Linked DNA regions of Mus musculus: regions 2, 3, 4 and 5 are each linked to region 1. A link is a loop called in an ENCODE intact Hi-C map of the cell type or tissue named here. Cell type or tissue: heart. All regions are shown on one strand. Region 1 overlaps Nav3 (neuron navigator 3). Region 2 holds the start of E2f7 (E2F transcription factor 7). Region 3 holds the start of Nav3 (neuron navigator 3). Region 4 holds the start of 9230102K24Rik (RIKEN cDNA 9230102K24 gene). Region 5 overlaps Nav3 (neuron navigator 3).

The links. A loop is a pair of places that touch in the nucleus more often than their neighbours do. Peaks named below come from ENCODE experiments on the same cell type or tissue, not always from the same donor. Only the 100,000 strongest peaks of a DNase experiment are listed, where the experiment ranks them.
Region 2: it touches region 1 in a loop (2.4-fold over the local background); 7 of 42 quality-filtered maps call a loop at or near these places.
Region 3: a loop joins it to region 1, with 6 times the contacts of the local background. A loop is called at or near these places in 5 of 42 quality-filtered maps.
Region 4: it touches region 1 in a loop (2.4-fold over the local background); 2 of 42 quality-filtered maps call a loop at or near these places.
Region 5: it touches region 1 in a loop (4-fold over the local background); 5 of 42 quality-filtered maps call a loop at or near these places.

Annotation. Positions count from the first base shown.
Region 1 is chr10:109,918,349-109,923,348 of GRCm38, reverse strand. All of the region lies in intron 1 of Nav3 (neuron navigator 3), which reads left to right. Among named protein-coding and RNA genes, the nearest start is that of Nav3, 80 kb to the left of the region's middle. In heart, CTCF peaks have their summits at 2,423 (motif pointing left) and 3,630 (motif pointing right); a DNase peak (open chromatin) is centred at 2,378.
Region 2 is chr10:110,742,716-110,747,715 of GRCm38, reverse strand. E2f7 (E2F transcription factor 7) reads right to left here and starts at 2,277. Exons shown (of 13, transcript NM_178609.5): 1 at 2,037-2,277; 2 at 1,292-1,384. The coding sequence starts at 1,384. In heart, a CTCF peak has its summit at 2,232; a DNase peak (open chromatin) is centred at 2,325; H3K4me3 peaks cover 2,514 bases; H3K27ac peaks cover 2,087 bases.
Region 3 is chr10:109,999,088-110,004,087 of GRCm38, reverse strand. It overlaps Nav3 (neuron navigator 3), which reads left to right and starts at 3,698. Exons shown (of 38, transcript NM_001368815.1): 1 at 3,698-4,111. The coding sequence starts at 3,869. In heart, no CTCF peak of the experiment used is centred here; DNase peaks (open chromatin) are centred at 2,947 and 3,237.
Region 4 is chr10:110,598,269-110,603,268 of GRCm38, reverse strand. 9230102K24Rik (RIKEN cDNA 9230102K24 gene) reads right to left here and starts at 2,619. Exons shown (of 3, transcript NR_028438.1): 1 at 2,049-2,619. In heart, a CTCF peak has its summit at 2,700; a DNase peak (open chromatin) is centred at 2,668; H3K27ac peaks cover 411 bases.
Region 5 is chr10:109,991,906-109,996,905 of GRCm38, reverse strand. All of the region lies in intron 1 of Nav3 (neuron navigator 3), which reads left to right. Among named protein-coding and RNA genes, the nearest start is that of Nav3, 6.0 kb to the left of the region's middle. In heart, no CTCF peak of the experiment used is centred here; a DNase peak (open chromatin) is centred at 2,415.

The DNA of each region.
Region 1 (5,000 bases):
GTGTGAGTAAATATATATGGTGTGTGTGTGTGTGTGTGTGTGTGTGTGTGTGTGTGTGTGTGTGTGTATGGAGAAGGTAAGGACAGTTTCCATACTTGTTTGCTGCTAACTTCCCAAAAACTCCTCTTTGATTAGATAAAATCAGGCTCACAGGACTAAGTGGGATCTACACTGTGACTGACATGTGAGGATTAAATGGCTGGCTTTGGTGGCATGTCCTAGGACATAAGAGCAGCTGCAGCAGTGGGGTCCAAGCTCTCCCTGAGTCTCTTTGCCACTGAACTTGAAGTACAAGATTCTCCTCATTGGAACCTGAAGTGTCTTCCTTAGTTCAGCCTGGTGTTCCAATTACCTACTCTTCCAGAAGATGCAAGACCACGCACATGTCTTCGGATAATTTTATGACTCTGCAATTTCCCTTCATTGAAGGGAAAACAGATAGGCCCTTTCTGAGGCCATTTCTTAGAATAAAATTAATTGATATTATGAAGGTGCCTGAGAGCATCCAGGTTCATGTCTTTTATTAATACCTGATTTCAACTCCTCTACTTGGGGAATATTCTGCTTCATTGGTGGCTAGTGTATCTGAGTTTTGGGATCTGGGCATGCGTCTCTCTACCTACGTAAATTATTTCTGAACAGAATGCTATTTCTGCTCCCACCTCTGTTCATTACTGATGATAGCTATCCTGGCCAGCACCTCAACCTAAACTCCTGATAGCTATACTTCTCCGTGTGAGGATAATAGATGAGGGGTCTCCTGTTTTCACTTTGAATGCAGAATCATTCTGAGCTTCTGGAAATCCAAACACTGGTTTAAACTGGTTTTTGGTTGTTTTATTAATTTTACTAATTTTCTTTGACATCAGCGAGCTAGTATTTTTGAAGTCAGTTTCGAGTGCCTAAGAATGACACTACACTGAAGTGTGTATGGTGGCGTGTATGTGTTCTAGTTTGTCTGCACATGTACATATGTGCAGGGAAAAGCCACATGTTGATGCCACCTGTCTTCCTATGTCATTATTGATCTTATAACTTTGTTAAAGGGTACCTTCGATAAACCTAGAGCTCACTAGCATGGCTATACTGGCTGACCGATGAGCCACCCAGGATCCTTTTGTCTCTGTTCTTTGTCCCGGATTACAGAAATGTACTGTGTCGTGCCTTGCTTTAACGTATGGGCTGGCAATGCAAACGTAGTAAGTCCTCATCCTGGCAAAGCAAGCCTTCTTTACGCTGAGCTGTCTCTCCTGAACAACACAGTCAATTATAAAGACATATGAGAGGCCAATATCTGACTTTCTATCTGAATATATATTTTTTCCTTGGCACATATTAAGCAATACATCAAATATGAACAGAGATCAACTTCAGAATAAAGGCAGTGTGTGAAAATAAAACATTTTAGGTATCTCGAGAGTATCTTTCAACCCAAACAAGCCATTTTAGTATTTACATGAGCAATGGTTTAAAATATTTTTTTTAAAAAAATGGAATGCCTTGAAATAGCAATCTGAAAGTGTTCTGTGACTGTAGAATAGATATTAAAATGTAATTCGTAGATGCCACGTCCCATTGGTTACAATAGCGATGCTTCGCATTGCGTGATGGACTTTGCTTTTGCAGATGTTTCCCATTAAAGTTCATCCTCCCTGCGAGAGAGGCAGGGGAGATAAGCGTGTGATCCCCGCATTTGTGAGAAGGAAAATCCAGCCCTAGTAGTAAGTGGTGGGGCTGGGAGAGGAGCCGAGTGCTCCTGACTCCAGGCTCCAATCTTTCCACATCTGAAAACCTTCCGCAATTGAACTTCATTGTGGCGGGGGAGGGGCAGTGGGCAGACTGAGTGGGAGAAGCTAAGGGATTGGGGAAATGCACATGGGTTTAGGTCAGCTTCCCTGTCTCGGGAAAATATTTACCGCTTGTGTTTTCCATTTATGTTAAAATGTTTTAGCCTGTATTGCACATAGTTCTTGATAAGTTGTTTCACTCACTGGAAAAGAAAGTTCATAAAGCAAGATCGTTTTTAGAATAGTTTGGGGACTTGAACCTATACATGTCTAAAGGCAGTATGACACTTGATGAGGATAAGCCTGTCAGCTTTGTGCTTGTTTTTCATTTTTATTTTCCACTTCATGAAGTCGTTTGATTATCTCTTCACGATAATTTGTTAGGGGTTCATATGATTTCCTCAGCAGTCTGGCCATTGCGGTCCATTTAAAATGAAAGGATTTTAAGATGAAATTTGGAGGCTTTTCAGATGGCCATTAAGATGACGACTTTGAAGTCTGGGTGCTCTGTTGTGGTCCTGTGGTTCTCTCATTATGGGAGTTGAGTTCTGCCTGTTCAGGGTGACAAAGCCCTCAGCCACATCTACTATTATGATTGTCTTACTGGCACGTATACCTAGTGCCACCTCGTGGTTGGCTGCAGCTATAGCATGTAGCCAAAGAGAAAAGGGTAGCAGATACATTGTTTGACTTTAAAAAAATATTGTCAAGGTGACCTTAATAGAGACAAAGGCCAGAAGTCACCATGTGTAAGGTTTATATGTACGTATACATGTGTACACAGGTATGTATGTATGTATTTATGTGTATATATATGTATATTTGTGTGTGTTGTGTGTATATGCATAAATGTGTATATATGTATATATAATTATATATGTTTATGTATGTATATACATATATACATATGTACACGTATTCATATATACATATGCACATACATATTTGTATATATATGCATATTTTACATATATACATGTACACACATATGTATAGATATATCAATATATCTATATGGCTATACACACATACATAGATTATGTAAAACCTTCCAGATAATTTTTGGGTTCTGTTTGGCTGTTGTTTGTATAGAACTCATGGAGCAAGAAATAATTGAACATTTCAAGAAAGCCTGTACCTTAATGTCTCTTTTACCCCGAATTGTTTGTTCGCTGTTATTTGCTGTCAGGACAGGAATGGACAGAGCTGCTGAGTTCTGAGTTCTGATACTTTCGCTGTAGTTTATAACACAACAGGCAGGGCATTCTCAACTTCTAACTCCGGTGGTTCAAGACTAAGTGAATAAAAAGTATGATTCTTCCACATTCCAGTTGATAATAAACAAGTTAAGAACTTAATGAAGAAAAGAAGAGCTAGAAAGAAAAGGAAAGGATGTTATTTCTCTCTTGAGACAATCTACCAATTTTATCACCAATAATATGAAGGTCTTAAAACACAGGAATGAATGGTTTGCAAAGAACATCCCCATGCATCCTGTCGTGGGCTGGTGTTTTCTTGGACATACAAGAAGTAAGCTATGCTATTGTGAACTCCATGAACACAGAATAATGTGCCCTCTGTGTTGAGAGGTGCTTAACTCTTATAGTCTAATTGCTTTTAATTTGTGAAGTGTATTTATCCATGTAAGTATTTATAAACAGGAGCCCACTTTAGAACCCCGTGGAAGCCTCATGATTGTTTTCTGGCCCCACCATCCAGAGCCTGTGAGACAGTAGAACTGGGTATGTCTATAAAAGTTCATGCATGGAAGCTGGAAAGTTGGCTCAGCTGATAAGAGCACTGGCTACTCTTTCTGGAGGACCCAGGTTCAATTCCCAGCAGCCACAAGGTGGCACACTACTGCCTGCAACTCCAGTTCCAAAGGATCTGACACCCTCACACAGACATACAGACAGGAAAACATCAATCCACATAAAAATAAATAAATAGTTCCTTAAAAGTTCATACATGACTCAGGTGATGGTCTAGGGTCTAAATGTGACAAACACTGGCCTGTGCTAAAGAGTTCTGTCAATCAATTTATCACCAGAGTGAGGGATCACATACCCAAACCAGAGGTCGAAAATTCTCAATCAGCCAGCTTTACCCTCTTGAAACTTTGTGTTTCATCCAGAAGAACAACTTTTCCTTCTTTTGTTTATTTAATCGGTTTTTTTTTTACATTCCAGACTTTATTCGCCTCCCAGTCCACCTTCTGACTGTTCCACACCCATACCTTCTTCCCCCAGTCTCTGAAAGGATGTTTCACCGCTCCCCACCCCCCAATACCCCACCCCACCAGACCTCTCCACTCCCTGGGTTTCCAGTCTCTTGAGAGTTAGGTGCATATTCTCTGATTGAGACCAGACCCAGCAGTCCTCTACTGTATGTCTGTATGGGGGCCTCATATCAGCTGGTGTATACTGCCTGTTTGGTGGCTCAGTGTTGGAGAAATCTCAGGTCATGTCAGTTGAGACTACTGGTCCTCCTACAGGGTTGCCTTCCTCCTCAGCTTCTTCCAGCCGTCCCTAATTCCACCACAGGGGTCGCCAGTTTCTGTCCATTGGTTGGTTGCAAATAGCTGCATCTGACTCTTTCAGCTGCTTGTTGGGCCTTCCAGAGGGCAGTCCTGATAGGTCCCTGTTTATAAGCACACCACAACATCAGTAATAGTGTCAGGCCACAAGAACTTCTTACACATATTTTCTAGCATGTCATGTATTCTGTAGAGTGTTTTTCTTTTTAAACAACAACTTTAACTTTAATTTAGCTCTGTTATTAAATCCACTTATGAGCCAAGAACCAAAACAAGATTCATTTTATTTATTTTTAATTTTAATTTGTTTCTAGCCTTCTCTCCCACCTTGCATTCCAACCTCCATTCCCCCTACCCTCTGCTCCCCTCCTCCCTGTCTTCCCCCTACTTCTCTCCCCCAGATCCACTCCTGTTCTGTTTCCCTTCAATCATGAGAACAGGCCTTTTAGGAAAATCAACAGAACATGCGCAACAAGTTGCAATAAAATTAGGTACAAACCCTTATATCAAGACTGGACAGGGCAACAGAGGAAAAAAAGAAAAGGGTCCAATGTGTAGACAAAGGAGTCAGAGACACTACCCACACCCAATGTTCAGAATCCTAAGAACACCAAACTACATAACTGTGGTATGTATGAAGAAGAGCTACCTTAGGCCCATAAAAGGTGTGTTGTTGT
Region 2 (5,000 bases), 820 kb before region 1:
TAGCAATGGGGAGAGGTCAAAGAGACCCCAATATCCACAAAAACCACTGTGTTCTTATCTCTTGCCTCCTTTCTTCGCTAAACCCCAACCAATTCATTCTAGTTGAGATGGTTTGACCACTTTCCCAATCTCTTAGGTCATTTGAATTTCTCTGCACTTTCCCATGAGAAAACTCACCACTTACTGAGGCAAATTAGGGGAGGGGACCATCAAACCTCAGGGACAGTACTTGGTCAGTCACTGACCAGAACAAAAGTGGGGCACTGAGAGAGCAGACCGCTTTCTAGGCAGAACTATTCAAATTACAAAGGAAAACAGAAAAGTTTTATTTTGGAACTGCCAAAACCAAAACTTCTAAATACACACACACATATATATATATATATATATATATATATATATATATACACATACATATACATATACATATACATATATATATATAGTTGTAGTCTTAAGTAACTTTAAGAATACTCTTTAAAACAAAAACGTCTTGGTATACATGCCCCCCTCTAACAAACATAATAGCTGCCAAATATTGTATAAAGTCTTGTATAAAGGCAAGTCTTTTGTCACCAGGCAGGTTCACTGTTGATGCTAACCTAAAACTAACACTTGGACTCCAGAGAGGTTCAATGCCTAAGGAAGTTGCTACTAGAGATTTCCATTCCAGGTTTCTGAAACTGGTTTGTTACATCTGTTTGCTGTTGCTTAAACAACGCTCAGATTCACAGCTCTGTCTTCTCAAAAGGACATCTGTTCTGCACACCTGTGCTGATGCAGGCCAGGGTGGTTTAGACATTGCTGAGTGTGTGGCTCAGTATATCTGAAGCAGAAGGGCTGTCAACTATTCAGAGGAGCTGGTGAGGGTCAGTCACATTGACCCCTGTCTAGGAGGCAAGGCTGTAACTCTTGGGAGACATCTCTGTAGTTGGTCCATTAGGAGGAAGGTGGTGTTTCTCAGCATTCGGACATTAAATCCAGTATTTACAACAACAAAATCCTGTTCCAGGGAATTAACGCTTTCTAATTTCTTCCAACATTAATTCAACTGCCCTTGGGATCTCTAGGCATCACAAACTTCTGATCACTGCATCCAGAATGCACCTTTGGCTTCAGAAGCTGGTTCCAACACTAATGACTTAAGAGGAGCCGAAACAAAGGTCGCAATGGCCCCATTCTCTAAAAACTCCTCTATAACGGCCATCACAATTATGCTGTATACGAGACGAAAGCTAGGCATCACCATCCAAAACATGCTGGAGACTATAAAGTATTTATTTGTGCTTACCTTTTGTGCGTTCTCTGCATCTTCAATGGCAAAATCTAGTCTGGTCTGCCTGGGGCTGATCAAGTCTTTTAGTGTTAAACAATTCACCTCCATCTGGAACACACAACTATATCAGAAAATGATTTTACATTTATTTCCCCCTACAACAACAACGACAAAATGCCACTTGTGAACATCAACTTTCCCTTCCTACAGCATTCCTGGAATTTTCCAAGAATGAAGACACCCTCCATTCCTCATTAAAACTCACACGGACAAACACTTAAAATATACTTAGGAATCACTGGAAATCTGGGAAGACGAAAAAACTGAACAAAACTGCAATCCTTTATGAAAAGCAACAGGCAAAATAGTTACCAAGGAAGGAAGGTGTTAGGCAAATGCCAAGAAAGTTACAGGGTCTCCCAGGTCAGTTAATTTTGGCGCAAAGAACCGGGAGGAATTCAACTTTGAGTGGGTTTGATCTAGGGGGTAGACTGAAACCTGATCTAGAGACCAACCCATGCGGGAAGCGCTCAGCCCCTCCCTAGGCATCTAAGCACACCCCAAGTGAAACTCTTCCCAGGGGACCCCTAAATCGTGGGGGTAGGTGGTAGTGGGGACCAGCCTCCTTCACCTAGCGCTGCAGCCAGCACAACCCCAGGGGGCACTCGGACCCGGGGCCTGTGGGACGGCATCCAGGGCGGCGGGTAACCCGTCTCCGCATTCCCGCCTCCCCATCCGAGGGGGCCGCACGCTTCCTTACTGTCGCTGCGCGATGGAGGGTCTCTCCGGGGACGTCCGCAGCCGCACGCGTGAGCGGGCAGAGCGTGTAGATCTCAGCGGCCGGCTGGCGACATGGGCAGGGCAGGGCAAGGCTCGCAGATCCTCCGCTCCACCCGCGGTGTCCGCGTAGCGACAGCGTCTCCTACCCGCCTAAGCCAAGCTCCAGCCCTGGATCGCGGTCCCCGCTAAAACACCTCCTCTGGCGCCTTGAGACTGAATTTGAGCATTCACCAATGCGCGGCGGCCGGCGGGGCGGTGCCGACCAATGGCGCGGCGGCACGGCCCGAAGCCCCGCCCCTCGCTGTCTTGGCGCTCGGCGCCGCGCCTTTCCTCCCCTTCGCCCGCCCGCCGGATTGTTGTCGCCTCGCCCCCTCCCCCTTCCGGGTACCTGGAGGCGGTGACGCGGGAGCGTTTCCCGCGGGGACGCGGGCGCGGACGCGGGAAGCCGGGGCGGGGCGGCGCGGGCCGGCGCGCTCTCCGCGGGGCGCCCTTTTGTTGTGGGGGACCGACCCACGCCGGCCCCCAGCGCAGCAGATGGAGCCGGGGAAACGATCCGCACGCGCGGGATGCTGCGGACGCCGCCCTGCCCCCAGCAACCTGCGGGAGCCGAGTTGCCGGGACCTGCCAGGGCGGCTCCCTAGCACCCGGCGCCGCCAGGTGACACGTGAACCCTGGTTAGCACCTGGGCTGCGAGCAGATGGCACGCCCGTTAGCCCTGGGAACAACCCCGGCAGCCGCACCAAAGGGGGTTTTGCAAAAGGTTTCCTGGTGTTCCCTCTCCAGAGCATTAGAGATGGTCGAGAATGTGTTATTAGACAGTTTCTAGTAAGGACTAGCTTGGGGGATGGGGGAACAGTCAAGAATATCTCTGGAATATTACTGATTTCTATTAGACCTTTCACTTCCTTCGGATTCTTATTTAAAATATGAACCTAAGGAAAGACTGCTATTTTAGGCCCCTCTTGAGAAACTCTTGTTTAGAACCGTTTTGGATTTGCACAAAAAACTGAAAAGATACTTTAAAAGAGTTCACTCACATCTAGTACCCAGTTTCAGCCACTTATGTAAGTACAAAGCACTTGTTTAAGTCACTATTTATTCAGGTTTTCTTTTTACCAAATGCTTTTTTATTTCCTGTTGGAGGACATCGCTTTTGTTCATCTCTCCTAAGCTCCTGGTTCAGTTTCTTGGGTTGATCCCCAGATTTTCCCCGAGTACTGTTATTTTGTAGGGTGCCCTCAGCTGGGATTTATAACGGCCTCTTTAACACATGCCCACGAGTATTTCCCCACTTCAACGCAAAACTATCATTCTCATTACCCCGTCTTAGCCGTTCCGTGCAAAGGCCCCACCCTTCACCTCTCAGCTCTCAAAAATGTACAATGAGCCATCAGAAGAATTCAAAATATTTACTCAAGTCCTTCGGTTTTTACTCCAGTCTGCTGGTACATTCAGCCTGAAAATGGCTACCGGACTATACCTTAGAAAAGACCAGAACGCATGTAAAACAATCCGCATGAACAAATAAACAATAGTAGCTTAAAAAAAAAGTATGTCTATGGCAAATAACAATTTGAAGACTATAGGGATAGCTCAGCCAATAAAGTGCTTGAAGGATCAGAGTTGGACCTCTGGTGCCCATGCTGGTGTGGAGGTGCCTGTGCTTGCAGCACCAGCAGGCACAGACCGATCCCTGGGGCTTGCGGACTAGCCTGTTTAATAAGCTCCAGATAAAGGAAAGACCCCCGTGTCAAAAACCAGAGGTATGGGGTTGGAGAGATGGCTTAATCAGTAAAGTGCTTGCTCAACAAGCAGGAGGACGGAGTTGGGATTCCCAGCACCCATTTTCAAAGCTGGGGGTGAGGTAGTCTGTAACCCAGGCTGCGGAGACCCACTGCTTCGAGAAGGTCATTGGCCAGTCAAGCTATCCTAGGTCAGTGACAGTCCCTATTTCAAAGGAATGAGTTAATGAACTGATGAGTAAATATAATGTGTAGAGCTATTGAAAAAAGACATCTAGCATCTGCTCTGGTCTTCACATTGGCAATTACATGTCTCTCTCTCTCTCTCTCTCTCTCTCTCTCTCTCTCTCACACACACACACACACACACACACACACACACACACCAAAAGAAAAATTGGAACTAAAATCTATCTTCTAAATGGTTAGAGAACCATAGGGACATGAAAAGAGAAAAACTGAAACTTACTTTTTTTTTTTTCATCACGCAGATCCAGAGAATTTAGATGAAGAGATGCATGACTTATGACTGTGGTGGTTTTCTGTGGCTGCTACAATAGATTTACCACAAAATGACTGTCTTAAAAAAAAAAAACCCACAGAAGTTTATACATATAACATATATAAATATTATACAAATACTTATATTTACTATATAAATTTAGAAAGTCATCTAAATATGATCATGCCCATGGGTTTCAGAGTGTATTACATGGATAGACATCTTCAGGAGGTACCATTCAAAACCCATACACCCAAATTAAAGCAACAAAGTCCATTCATTTCTCTGACATTTCAAAACTATGTGCTTCTTTCATTGAGATTACAGTTTCGTGTCAATGACCTTTTTTTTTATTTTATTTTTCTATCAGTTTCCATTCAAGTGTGGCATCTTTTGAGTTAAGAAGAACTGGATACGTAATTTTAGATTTGTACGTTTAAGTAAGAATGACCTTAAGTCTGGAGAACAATTGGAAACGTTATAGTTTGATTGACGTGCTCAGAGCGATAGTGTTCTAACAGTTACTAAGTGGATCCTTTTAAGTTTGAGAATTCTCACCCTACCAGTGTCTTGGATGACCAGATGGGAAATAGCTGTGGCAGCCCCTGCGTTTAGCTTCTGCGTGGGTCCTGATCTCCTGATCTCCCCTGAAGCGTGGGAGCTCCAGGAAGTCGGACGTCTCTGTTGGGTGCCCTTGGGG
Region 3 (5,000 bases), 81 kb before region 1:
GATAGTGCTGCTTCTAGAAGCAGCAGGTTCCTAGACAAAAATCTCAATCCCAAATTCAGGGAAGCTCCATATACATTGTTGGTTAGGGAGGCCCCAGAGACACCAAAAGAAAACAGGTTCTTGCTATTATGCTTGTAGTTGCCTATGAGAACTAGGTCCCTCTGCTTAGAAAGCATCTCACATCTTGGTTGCACACACAGAAGAATGAAACAAACTAAGCTAGAAATGTATGTCCTCCATACTGGATAATTTCTTAGTTGCTGAGGTTGCAATGTAATATTCTGGGAGAAAAGGGGCATCAGAGAACTAGCTCAGGTGTTGGCTCTACAAATACAAGACTAACTTCTCAGGCAAGCTATGTCTACCAGTACAGTAGCTGCATAAGTGTTATGGAGATAACCAACTGCTCTCTGATTGAATTCAGGGCCTTAAACAGGAGGAAATTTATGCCTGGTATGTACCTACAGTAAAAAAAAAAAATCAAGGCTGGAGAGATCATAAGATATATCTATAGATAAATGATAGCCTCTGTCTTAGCCAAGATGTTTCTCTTAGCAGCGAATGACAGTGAATGCAGAAACTTGTGCAACAAAATACTAAAATAAGAGGTAGATGAAGCAGCATGCCTAAGCATGACATTCATACCACTGTTCAGAGGCCAAGGGTACAGTGTGAAAGGGAATATAAGAGCGGGATGCGGCAGGGGGTTGGGGAGAGGCAGAGAGAGAAAAAGAGAAGGAGAGAGAGAGAGAGTGAGACACAGATAGACAGACAGAGACAGACAGGGAGACAGAGAGAGAGAGAAACAGTTGCAAGATGCTATCTTTTAGGCACAATGCAGACATTGCTATCATGAAATCATAATAGCTTCAGTTGCCTATCCTGACATGATGGATGGATGCCTCAAAGGTTAGACATGGATTAGGAAGAAACTAAGGAAGCCGTATCTCTCACTGTTCAACTCTTGGCTGTTGAAAGATTCTAGGAGAGAAAAGTTATTGCCTTCAGTACCAGCTAATGAGTACCACAGTCCCTGATTAAACTCAGTAATAAGAAAGGAACAAAGAAAGAAGCCCAAGTCCCTAGAAACAGGTGAATGTGGTAAGTTGTAGGGAAAGGCGGTGTGTGTGTGTGTGGGGTGCTTGGTAGTGGTGAGAGGAGAAAGAAGCTGTGGGTATGTATATTATATATATGTATAATATGCACGTATGAAGTTTTCTGTAAATTTAATTGCACAAAAGGAGTTGTTCAGTAGAAACACAAAAGATACAAAATAAAGTTCATTTTATTGGTAGAAACTCCTAGTAAAATCCCAATACGGTAACACACACATGCTGCTTTACTAACTAATGGGAGATTTCCTGTGGACACTTTGTATTTCAGGACAAAGATGTATGCCTGACTAGCACTCCTCCTTGCTTCTATTTAGCCAGAATAGAATCTGACATGATTGCAAAAGAGAGGTTTTTACAAACTGGATCAGCAGAATTGAGTGGAGATTCAGAAACTTTTTTAAAAATGTAAAACTTTAGGTGGAGCTAAAGCTTGGGAAGCTATTGTTTAAACTCTCTCTCTCTCTCTCTCTCTCTCTCTCTCTCTCTCTCTCTCTCTCTCTCTCTCTCTCTCTCTGCCTTCATAACATTCAGTTTAATGCCTGAGTATATCTCAATCAAAATTCTTTTTTGTTATCAGAGAAATTGTGGTTCCTGTTTTGACTTCTTAGTCTCACCAATAAAACAGATGCAGAAGGAAGTTCGAAGACTGTTTTTTTTTTTAAGTGTGAAGGTGAAACAACCAGACACTCAAGCTGAAAATTCCAACAACCACAAAAAAGACAGGAGATGAAGAAGACGTTGTGAATTGTAAGACAAGCATAGAGGTTAGTAAGAGAGAAATGCCGAAGTGTTTAGGAAAGTCCTGCTTAGATTTAAGAAACTGAGGATGATCTAAATTCGGAAGGCTCCTGAGCCCAGACTCTTTAGTCCCAGAGCAAAGGATTCTAACAGAGATAAATTATTACATATGGAAATAGTTGTTTCTTATTAAGAAAGAATCTCGAGAGATTTTGCTGAAGGGACCCTGTTATAGCTGTCTCCTATGAAGCTATGCCAGTGCCTGGCAAATACAGAAGTGGATGCTCACAGTCATCTATAAGATGAAACACAGGGCCCCCAATGGAGAAGCTAGAGAAAGCACACAAGGAGCTGAAGGGGTCTGCAACCCTATAGGTGGGACAACAATATGAACTAAGCAGTACCCCCAGAGCCTGTGTCTCTAGCTGCATATATAGCAGAAGAAGGACTAGTCAGCCATCACTGGGAAGAGAGACCCCTTGGTCTTGCAAACTTTGTATGCCTCAGTACAGGGGAACGCCAGGGCCAAGAAGTGGGAGTGGGTGGGTAGGGGAACAGGGTAGAGTGAGAGTATAGGGAACTTTCGGGATAGCATTTGAAATGTATATAAAGAAAATATCTAATAATAAATAAATAAATAAATAAATAAATAAATAAATAAATAAAAGAGTGGTCTAGTGAGCCGAGGAAGGAACCCAGGGAGGACGTTTAAAGATGCTGACCTCTCCACTTTGAACTTGGTTTTGTCCCACATGCCCCAGGTTTAGGAAGATTATTGAGTTTTCTGCAAAATAGCTTCTTTTATTTACTCTTGATATATATATATATTGCTGCCAGTCTCTATTCTGCCACATTTTTACAAAGTATTGACCCTAAGTGTGTGCATTCCATGTGATTCCAGCGGTTACTTGCACTAACATCTAATATGCTTAGCCCCATAACTGCTGTGTGGGACATGGCTGTCCTGGGAATGGGAACGCCATCATTACATTTAGAAATCACCATGCATCTAATGCCTGGCTTCCTGTGTTTACTGCAGTTTGTAACATAAGCAGGCAAGGTCTGCGGAAGGCTTCAGCTGCTTTAGCTGGCTGTCCTGTTTCTCCAGTTTAGCCTGATTTCATGGGATGGAGCAGAATGAACACCGTGGCTCCTGGCTGTCAAGAGTGAAAAATAGCTGGAAATTAGACAAACAGCTTCATTGCTGAAATTGTTTCCGGGCTAAAAGTTCTTCCAACAGCTGTTTGTTTTGGACAGTGACCTGCTTTTTTTTTTTTTTTTTTTTTTTTTTTTGCTTTAGGAAGAGAATGCAGGCTGGTTATTTCTGAAGTCAGGAAGAACTCTTAGCCATCCACTATTGTGGTCTTTTGGCTTCTTTGACAACTAGGCTGAAACTGGACTGAAGGGATTTTCCTTTGTTCCCTCCTCCCCCCACCCTGACCTCTCTCCTTTCAAAGACCAATCTCAGGCTGCTGCTGGTGTAGGGAGAAGAAAACAAAGTGAGGAACTCTATAATCCTTCAGAAATGGCTTTGTAGAATTTATTTTGCAGACACTAACTTGCTGAACAGGAGAGAGGGAGGGAGGGAGGGAGGGAGGGAGAGAGAGAGAGAGAGAGAGAGAGAGAGAGAGAGAGAGAGAGAGAGAGAGAGAAGAGAGAATCTGAACTAGCAAGACAGATTCTCAGATGAGAAAAAAGTTTATCTCTTCCTGAAACTTAGTTTGAAAGTTACTGTATGTGTGAGTTTTTCTTTCTTTCTTTCTTTCTTTCTTTCTTTCTTTCTTTCTTTCTTTCTTTCTTTCTTTCTTTCTCTCTCTCTCTCTCTCTCTCTCTCTCTCTCTCTCTCTCTCTCTCTCTCTCTTTCTTTCTTTCTTTTTCTTTCTCCTCCAGATGACTGCTAGTTTTGCTTAGTAGTTTTTTTTCTTTCTTTCTTCTGAAAATACTAAAGCTGGAGTCTACCAGACTGAGGTTAAGAGCATTTTCTTTGGCAACAAAAAGATACTTTTATAGAAGCCATGCCTGTCCTTGGGGTTGCCTCAAAACTGAGACAGCCAGCTGTTGGGCCAAAGCCTGTTCACGCTGCTCTTCCGATACCGAATCTTGGCATCAGTGTGTCACGGCGCTGTTCCTCGAGACCTCTGGAATTTGCTACACCGGAGCGCTCAATGCTTTCGTGCCAGCTCACATTAAAATCAACCTGTGAGTTTGGAGAGAAGAAAGCCCTGCAGGGAACAGCCAAGGAGATCGAAGACAGCAAGGTTAGTAGCCAAAGGTTACTGTAGACTTTAAAAAAACCACACAGAGAAACTTCTTGTCAGTTGCACCATGAACTTTGGGAGATGGTGATACTTAGAGGAACTCTGCTATAAGGAGGGGGCAGATTTATGTGAGACTGAGGACTGAATGTGTAAACTGTATTTTAGTGGATAGTTGGAAAAGTCATGAAGAAAATTCTGAATATCTGTATAGGATAGCCAGTATTCTTATTAATGGAACAAGTAATTACTTATTAATATAGTTACTCCTAGATACTGCTCCATTGGTGACATTCACAGGTATAAACAAATGGGAGTCCACTCCCATATACATTACCTTTAAAAGGAAATCTCTGTCAAATCCCTTGTGCGTGTCCTCTATTTTCTCCAAACATCATCTGCAGGATTTGAATGTTTGAGTGCTAGCTGCTTATTTTATTGTAATGTGGACAGAAAAAAATGAAGTATTGTCCCTCTTACTACACATTTGCCAGGATTTCTGTTTACAAATTGAAACGCTGCCGTTTTACTTATTGCTGACATGGGTTTTCTTTTCTCTCTCTCTCTCTCTCTCTCTCTCTCTCTCTCTCTCTCTCTCTCTTTCTTTTTTTTTTTTTTTTTAACTTACTTTCTGGTATTTTGTGAGCTCTTGGGTACTGAGCCTTCTTCAAATGTTTGCTCCAGTGGCAGAGTGCTCATGTGGCCCTGCAGGAGAAACTTTTTACTGAAGAGTCATCTAAGGCAGAGTTTCTCAACCTGTGGGTGGCGACCCCTTTCAGGGCTTGATTTTATGGTTGCAGGTAACCACAGCATCACACACTATCTTAAAGGGTCCCAGCTCTAGGAAGGTTGAGACCCACTGCTCTAAACCTTCTTAAGTATCACTTGCAGT
Region 4 (5,000 bases), 680 kb before region 1:
GAGACTGAAGCAGCAAACCTGGGGCCTACATGGCTTGCACCAGGTCCTCTGCCTCTAAGTTATGGCTGTTAGCTTGGTGTTTATGTGTGATGCCTAAAAGTGGGAGTGGGTATATCTTCAACTCTTTTGCCTGCTCTTGTGACTCTTTGCCTCCTCTTGGGTTGCCTTTTCCAGCCTTTATGTGAAGACTTTCTACCTTGTCTGTTGTATCTTGTTTTGGCATGCTTGGTGGTTGTCTCTTGGAGGCCTGCTTTTTTTTTCTGAAGAGGATTGGATCTGGGAAGAGGGGAGGTGAGGAGGAGGTGGGGGGAGTAGAGGAAGGGAGACTGTGGCCAGGATGGATTGTATGAAAGAAGAACCTATTCTCAGTAAAGAATTGTTTTACCTAGATGTTGAAATATCCATTATTTTTCTGTTTACCTTAATATTAATAAAATTATCTGTTTTCCAAGAATCACAGTTTTAGTCCTAGCATATATTGGGACGTAGAGATTTGTGGGCAGAGGAGGCCCAACACAGAACACAAGGAGGGTAAGGAGAGAAACACGAGAGGCTGAGAGAATTCAGAAACGAGCCGGAGTGAATCCATTCTAGAAATCAGATCCACACATTTCTGCATGAGTCTGGGCAGCCTCGGTTTTTACCCCTACCCCTGCCCAGTTTTGAGCTAAAGTGTTACCAGTTCTTCACTTTGCTAGTTATTCTTGAACTTTAAGGCAGTTTCAAGTTGTGTGCTATTTTTAGACAAATGCAATGATTTTCTAGCTATGCGTTTACGATAGAAGTATAATGGAGTGTATAGTAGCACCAGGGTTAAATTAGTGTGATTGTCCTGGTCTTTGGGATAATCAGGCTAGTAGACTGTTTACTGCAGAAACAGTACCCGAAGGCTGACGGCTGTCAAATAATTAAGCTACACTTAGAGGAACCAAATGAGTTGGCTTTGTGAAGTTGCTTTTCCTAGATTGAAATGCAAGCACAGAGAATACAAGGTGAGACCGGCTGAGTGGCAGTCTACACATTCACCTTTCCCCTCCCTTTCTCTCCATCCTTATTAGGATTGAAAGGGACTTATTAGGATTGCAAGGCACTCAACAGTATATTTTTTAATGGGTCATTTTATTTATTTACATTTCAAATGTTATCCCCCTTCCCACTTTCCCCTACACAAACCCCCTATCCCTCCCCTCCCCCTGATTCTATGAGGGTGCCCACCCACCCACCCACCCACCTACTCCCACCTCACCTCCCTAGCATTCCCCTACATTGGGGCATCAAACCTTTATAGGACCAAAGGCCTCCTCTCCCATTGATGCCAGATAAGGCAATCCTCTGCTACATATGAATCAACAGTATATTCTAAGACTCATATCCAGGTAAAATTCTTAGAGAGAGAGAGAGAGAGAGAAGGAGAGAGAGAGAGAGAGAGAGAGAGAGAGAGAGAGAGAGAGAGAGACTGAGACTTATTTCCTTGATGTGATTTTCTTGTGATATACAGGATGTCCCAAGAAAGGGGTGTAACGTATGAGGTTTGGGACTTTGATGTAAAATTTAGCTTTACTTCTCGGTGCTATTGCCTCAGCCAGCAACCAATTTACAGAATCTCACTTATATCATCTGTAAGTATAAAAGATGTGGCTTAAAGGAGGTGCCCTTTGTGAAGAGCTTTCTCTTAAGCTTCATCACTGGCAAGTCCTTAATAAACCTGAGCTTGCATTATTTCTATTGCTATCCATTTGAGGCAGGGTTTCATGTAGCCCACTCTGTCCTCAGACTCACCATGTAGCCAAGGACAACCTGTTTCTGGTCCCCCCTGTCTTTCCCTCTAGAGACTATTGGCACGTGCAATATACAGAGCCAGAGCCCGAACCACCAAATTCCCATGTGAGAGGCCAGAACCTCACCAAACTGAGACACTCCCCAGCTAACCTTCCCATTTTCCTAAGTAATGTCTGCTTGGCTCACCAGGAAGCAGACTGTTAAACTTGCAAAGAGAGGGAGAGAAATTGTTAAAGATTAAAAAAAAAAAAGGCACCTAAAATTCTTACCTTTGCCATGAGCCTTTTGAAATTGAATAGTGGCGCCTTACTGTGTGGAGTCCACAGTGTTACAACACATGCGCTAGCTTGACCTTGAAAGATATTGTCCTGGCTTTAGATATTCCTTTAGTGTTTCAGCAATCAATACTTGTCCTTAGATTATAGCCTTGTGAGCAAATCCATCTTTCTTTCTTCCCTCCTCTCCTTTCTTTCTCTCTCTCTTTTTTGATGAATAAATAAAGGACCTAGCACACCATCCGGGTGCGAATATTTCCCTCTATAAGTTGATATACCATCAAGTCCAGTGAGCAGATAGTGGAGGTTGGGAAACCCTCTGTAGACAATGAAAACCAGTATCGGAGGAAGAGGCGACTCATTAGCTCGACTCAGTTGCTTTTCCTAAGGATTTCCTTAAGTGGAGTGTGTGTTAATGAGTAATGGCATTCACATCCTTATGGACTCAGGCCATCGTCCCTTCGTGGCCGGCCTGTGCTGCTTTGTGGCTCCCCCTTTTTAATTTTGAATCCAAGCTCATTACGTTAATAGCTCAGCGCTTGCTTTCTCAGGCACTGTTAGAAATAGACTGTAAGCACCGAGTGCGGCGCTTCCCTCCTTCTGCCCACTCTTCCCATCATGGCAGTCCTCGGAAACAGCCCACAGGAAATCAGTATTTCTCAGTGGCTTGTGTGGGAAGTGCAGACTATTGTGTGTGAGTGTCACAGCCAACTGCTTGGCAGGAAGTCATTTTTTTTTGGAAAAGCTAACTGAACAAACACCTTCCATTGTCTACGGAGGTTCAAAGTCCCATGAAACTTCCTTATTGCTATCTCTAAACTAACTTGGGAGCTGTAAACACATTTAACCCCTTTGTTCCTGAACGGATGGGTTTATTGAAGGGCCTTTCCCTCAGTAATTAAAAAAAAACAAAAAACAAAACACTTTACTATGGTATTTTATGTGTATGGATTTTTTTTCCCCTGCGTGTTTGACTATGCACGATGTGAGTGTTTGGGACTCGTGGATGCCAGAGGGATTCCTTGGTCTCTTGAGCAGGAGTCATAGATGACTGTAAATTATACAGTCAGGCTCCTCTTTACCTCCTCTTTACAGGAAGAGCAGCCAGTTCTCTTTACCGCTGAGCCATCTCTCCAGGCCCCCTCATTAATTTTTTTTTAAATCCTATTTTGATTTTCCTTGGAGAATGCAGAGGGGCAATCAGTCCATGTGTGTATTCTCTTTCAGGGGATGTTTCTTCCACACCTCATGTCTAACTGTCTGTTGAGGATTGTGTAATTAGTAAGCAAGGGAAAACTATTGACAATATGAGAGTCTCCTTGTGTTCCCCACCGCATTTCTCATTGCTTTGCAAGCCTATAGCTACAATAAAAGGGTTTTTAAAAAGCTCTGCTCAGAATATTTTTAAATGTTGCTAATCATGTTGATAGTCTTATTTATTAAAGTTGTAAAAGAAATGCAGTTTTCCCTAGTGTAATGCAGCTGAGGAGAAACTTAATATTATAAATGAACCTGGTGCTCGTTAGACAGTGAGGGCAGAGACAGAAGATGCTACATTTAACCCAAGGTTGATTGCTACCGCAGTAAATATTTGAAAGGCATTTATAGAAAAGTAGCTGACCTGGGAAATGCTTCAAGAAGCCATTTGCAAAATTCTGTTTGGTTTTAAAATCTGTTCTGTCTAAATTCAAGATCGCAAGATTTTATTTGACAATGAAACTGATTGACATAGAAGATTCTGTCTAGTTTTTTTTTTTTTTTTTTTTTTTTTTTTTATTCCTGTTGTGATAAAATACCCTGGCAAAAGCATCCTAAGAGATCAAGGGTTTGTTTTATTAGGCTGTAGTTACAGGTTACAGTCCATCCTGACAAGAAAGTCAAAGTGTCAAAAAACAAAAAACAAAAAACCCCAAACAACAACAACAACAATAACAACAACACCCCCAAAACCTCAAGAACCCAAGTGTCAGAAACTCTAAGCTGGTCACGTTACATCAATAGTCAGAAGAAGAGAGCCATGAACATGTGCGTGTGTTAGTGTTCAGCTTACTTTCTCTAGCCTTACAAGTTCAGCTTCCCCTGCCTAGGGAATGGTGCCACCCACACTAGGCAGATTGCAGATCTTCCTATATCTATGAACAGAATCAAGGTAATTCCCCCAGGCATTCTCGGAAGCCCATCTCACAGGTGAGTGTAGATTTTTGTTAAGCTGACAACTAATAAAGATGTTGAATCTGCTTTCTCAGGTTTGTGTAAGAGAAGCATTGTCTCATAATCTTCCATGGGTATCCTAGACAGATCTTCTGTTTCTTATGCAGACAGCCCCTCTTACATGTTGCAATAGGAATTTCACAAGTTTAACGAGGGCACTTTGTTGTTTCATAGGATGAAAAATCTGGAATTTCCTTTCTTTTCTTTATCTTAATATCTTTCCCAGGACAGTAGTTTTGTTCATATTGAGATAGAGTTCTTACTCTCTAATAACATTTAGACCCCATATAGTTTTAGATATCTATGATGCCATTACATGAGAACTAAAGCCTGCTTCCTAATATCTTGAAAATAGAAGAGTGGCCCATGATCCTCTGGGACTTGATTACTATGATTGTCCAAATCATTTTAGTAGCTATAATTTAAGAGTCCATTTCCCCCTCCATGATAGCAGTTGCTGTTGCTTGTGTTGAGTATGGATAGTGATTGGCTCTTTTCCTTTTGAGCCTAACAATCATACTGTATTAGTACACATCCTGTATTATTTCATTCAACCTCAAAGCCCCATCTCTAAATAGAATCCCAATGGTAATTAGGTGTGTTGCTATATTGTTTATGTCTACATTATAAAGTAATCTCACCTCTAATTTGCTCTTGTGGTATGAACTTTGAAGACATAAAACTTCCAACATAATTAGTGCAGTTAAATATGTATATTCATGGTGGGGAAGGAGA
Region 5 (5,000 bases), 74 kb before region 1:
AACCAGTTACCCCCCCCCCCCCGAGCTCGTGTCTTTAGCTGCATATGTAGCAGAGGATGGCCTAGTTGGCCATCAATGGGAGGAAAGGCTCTTGGTCTTGAGAAGATATATGTCCCAGAACAGAGGAATGCCAGGACCAAGAAGAGGGAGTGGGTAGGTTGGGGAGCAGGGCAGTGGGAGGGTATAGGGGGCTTTGGGGATAGAATTTGCAATGTAAATGAAGAAAATGTCTAATAAAAAATGCCTTAATAAAAAAGAAAAAAAGACTGCTTAATTCTCCTATCTTTAAAGAAATCATATTAGTTTTGTAAATAATAATAATAACAATGATGATGATGCTGCTTGATTTTAGGTTTTGAAATTATCATAACTACATTATTTTCCCCCTTTCTTTTCCTTGCTCCAATCCCTCCCATATATACCACATGTCCTCTCTCAAGTTCATGGCCTCTCTTTTCTTAATTATTAGATTTCATTTGTGCTTCATATTTTGAAAAATATATATATATACATATATCACGTGGAGTTGGAAAATGTGCCATAAAAATGTCAAGGGCTGATATTTTCCTTTGATGTACTTTTTTCAGACTTTTTTTTACTTAATCTGAATGTTCTAACCCCTCTCATTGCTTTTCAACTCTTACTGGCTTCTTCCCTAAACCAGTACCAAGATGTTACTGTTGATTTAGAGCCTTTCCTTGAGATGATTGAGGATAGATTTCAGAAAGAAACCTTTTGTTTCCTATACCTGCCAGTCTCTCCACAAAATAATTTCCGTACCTTTTCTGGGTTTACCATATGATACAAATACCACTCAACCTTTACAACTCATTCCAAATGCCAAAGGAATGCTTTAAAAAGTGCACATGATGGAAGTAAAATGACAGAGAACGTACGTGCTTTTGAGAAGATCTAGAGCAATGTGAGAAAGTTTAGTTCTTTAGTCCATGCTAATAGGAATCACTTTCTCAGTGTTCCTACTCAGTGAGTTCAAGGATGGCTTAGGAGGAATCATTTCATCCTCATGTGTTTAGAAAGGAGTTAGTCTAATACTTAAGACAAAAGACAGTCAAATGAATTGCTTATGATGAGGCACTCTAGTTTCAGGTTTAGTACGTACATATTCATATATATATTCTATTTATGTTATATGTAAATAATACTTTGAACATTTCCTTCTTTTCAAAGTACGATTTTTACTTATTTCCTAGATTTTGTTTTGTTTTTGAGGTAAGGCCTAACTCTGTAGCCTTTGATAACCTATAACCCATTGTGTATACCAGGCTGGTATGGGAATCATAGCAGGCCTCTTGCCTCAGTGTCCTGACTATATATTATATATTGTATATTGTATATTACATTTTGTATATTATATACTTATATATGAATAATATATTTTATTAGTATATGTCATACTAATATACTGGTAATAAATATATTATTCATATTTAAATATATATATAACTAATATATAACATATAGTAATATATGATATATAAATGTATATGTATTACTAATGAAAAATTTGTTTTGTGGATTTATAAGAGAAATCTTATATGAATGGATAATTCCAAAAGGATTCAAAAGTTGTTGTTTATGTGCTGGGCAGGTAGGACTGGGGTACAGAGGGGGAAAGCAGTTTTTAATGAAATAGTGTTGCAAAATGTTTAGTGGGTAAAGTGACAGTAGTATCTGGAGAAAGTAGCAGGATGACATCAGTGGATAGTGAGCTCATTAAGTAGCCACGGAGAAGGCACTTACATGACAATTGGAACCAATGGTCATGGTCAGGACATTTAGATAAGTCATTGCTGAGGGGAACTGATGCTAATGAGCATCATCTATAATTGCAACAGGCTAGGTAGCGAACCAGGTGCTTCACCGGGCATCCTACTTAGTGTTCTCACTGGCTAGATGATGTAGACACTACTATTGTCCTATTTTTGCACGTGAAGAAACTGAGGTTTGGAACGGTAAAGATACTGACCAGGTTTTCAATGATAGATTATGGCAGAAAACAGGTTCAAAATAAGAGTTTGCAGTTGTGGAAAATGTTAATTCTTAACTAACTAACTAACAATGAAGACTTTTGATGATAGAAAGATGTGCCCGCGGGAGGGGGGGAGGGTATCTAGAGCCTTGGTGTTCATGTAGAAAATTTTCATATATTTCAGATATTAAACACCATTGCTATGAATTGTAAATAAATCCTTGTCTATGTCTAAGTATATCGAACCATCAGGAGAAGAAGATTAAGTAGACACATAGCCTCTACTGGATTATATGAGAAACAGAAATGAATAAAAGTAGCCCCCAGATAGACATAGAGCAGCAGATGTCAACTGAGTAGATCCTGGCTCTGGCTTCCAGCTGTTTCCCTTTGCAAAGGTTCCCAGCCAGTGCTGAGGGCTGTCAGCGCTCCTGTGGGCTTGCTCATGGGCCAGCATTTTTAGAGCTGGCCTGCCCTGCAGCTGCGGATCAGCCTGCAGTCCCCTAGGTAAGCTATGCTTGTACATTCTCTTATTTGTGTTTATAGAATCATCATCATTCCTTTTCGTAGTTACAGCTCTTTTGTCAGCTAAGATGTTACGGATGCTTTAATTGGCTTGTGTCTTGTTGGTAGAACTGGAATGAAAAATGTGGAAATAATGCTTACATTTGAACATTTTCTCTACAGGCTGGAGAGTCATTTTTTCATTGTAATCCATTTATTGTCCTTGTAAAATCATTGACAGTCTGAAATGGTGGCCTATCGTTTTGTTTTGTGTTATTTAAAAAGCCCTTACGTGTTTCATCTCATTAGCTAAACTACAAAATTATATTAAAAGTCATATCCGTCACATGTGCTGAATCTTCCTACGTTCTTTATATGACTCAGTCTGTTGTGTTGACATTTTTCAAGTATTTTTTGGCAGTTTGCCAATAGGTTACATTGTTTCTCTTTGGTATCAAAGCCATCTTTCCTTTATTGAAAAAACATCTACTAAATGTGTTATTTATAGACACATGAAGTCAATAGATATATCATTAATTTTTGAGCAGGGTTTTAACACTTTGGCATGTTATAACACCATCAGCTACCATATTCAATTTGTAACATTCTATATGGAGTATAATTAAGAGAACATTGTATTAGGCCCCCAAGGACATAGAGTTATGCCCAGTTCAAAGAACATAAGTAATTCAGCCTTTATGTCATCTAAAACTGAAGTGAGACAAGAAGGAGAGGTCCTGATGGAACTGTTCGGATCCCTCAAGCTGTCACATCTGGAGGATTTGGGGTTATAGGCCTGTGCTGCTGACATCACTCCCCCACTTATGGGGAGCTGGGAATTTAGCTGGAACTCCTGATATACTAGGCTTTGCTCTCTATGCACTGAGGTACATACCCAGAGTGATACACTTTTGAAAGGCAACTCTTTTTTTCTTTCATTCTATTTCCTGATCGTGTCTCCTCCCTTATCCTATTTCTCTCGAGTATGCTCATTGTTTTCCACTCCAGTTAATTCTTTGGACCAGGAATTTAAATAGCTTACTATTAATGGTATTGGGATCTGCTTGGGTTTGTTGCAAAGGTAGGAGAAGTAGTATTCTGCCAATTGTGGAATATTTGTTAGCATTTCTTCCTCATTCCGTTATACCAAATCATTGTCATTCTCCAGCTATAGCAATCAGAATTATCTCCAAACACTGAAATGTATGAAAAGAACACAAAGTTAGCAGACATCTGAATTCTGTTAGCAATAGTCTTTCTGGAATGTTACATATTTATTAGCAAAATGATGTTGGCAAATCAATTTATACCTGAGTCGTAGTCTTTTTAAAATAAGAGTAATAACTAACTCACAAGCTTGTTGCACAGATTAAAGAATTTTAATTATAATTATATAATTATATATCAAAAGAAAGTACATACTTGGTCAACATTTATTAATATGCATCTAATGTAAAGGTTTGCTGAAAAATGCTAACAAAGTGCTAGGACAACAGGGCATTGGCTTACTATTCACTTATATCGAAAATTACATTTGAACCATGTCTTTTATCTGATCAAGTAAACATGAGAAAAAAAAAGAATATTTCAGAGAGACTACTGTTCATCAGTGTATGAAATAAGGTGATATTTTATAAAATGAAAGATGATTAGCCAATTATAACAAATAGAAGAAGGTAGATGTGGTTTGACACGCTGGAAGATGGTAAGAGAAGCCGTGGCGATGGTGTTGGGACTACCCTACCCTGTACAGGCTGAGAAGAGATTGGGAACTACTAAGCTGACATGTGTAAGCTTCTAGAAACACAGTGATGAAATGAAGCAGGAGAAGATCCACATTAGAAGAAGGCTGGAGCTCTAGGACATGGGAGCAAGAAAATAGATATCTTTATCCCAGAGCCAAACCCAAACACAAGCAAGAATGTCACATTAGTAAAAGAAGAGGTTTGAATTAGTTGACCCATTATCAACTACCCACACTATAAGTCTTGTAAAAACAAAACATTTTCTTTACATAAGAATGCAGATTTGTTTGAAACATTTTGAACTTTTCAACTTATAGTATAAAACTGATGATAATTGACACTTTGAGTATCTACTGCATAATAGATGATAGACATATAAACCTAATTTATTATTATCACCACAAAGTACAGACTGATTACTTTATTAGCAGAGATACTGTGAAGCATTGGGTTACAGTATAGTTTATCTGATTCTTACAGCATCTCTGTTTTTTCCTTCACACCAGTGTGAAAGCAATTGTCAAAAGCAATGTTGTCCTTCACTGGCTTCTTGGAGACTGGATTTTGCCAGAGGAAAGTAGCAAAAGTTAAGGATTCATCCAGGAATTCCGACTTAATCATTGACAAGTTTCACTCTGTTCTCTTCTTGTTTCTCAGTTTCCACTGTTGTTCCAGTTTTTGTAAAAGAAAGAAATGCTTTCTGCTGGATTACTGGTCCCTATTTCTGGATAAGGAATTTGATGTCCCAAGGGAGTTTTTTA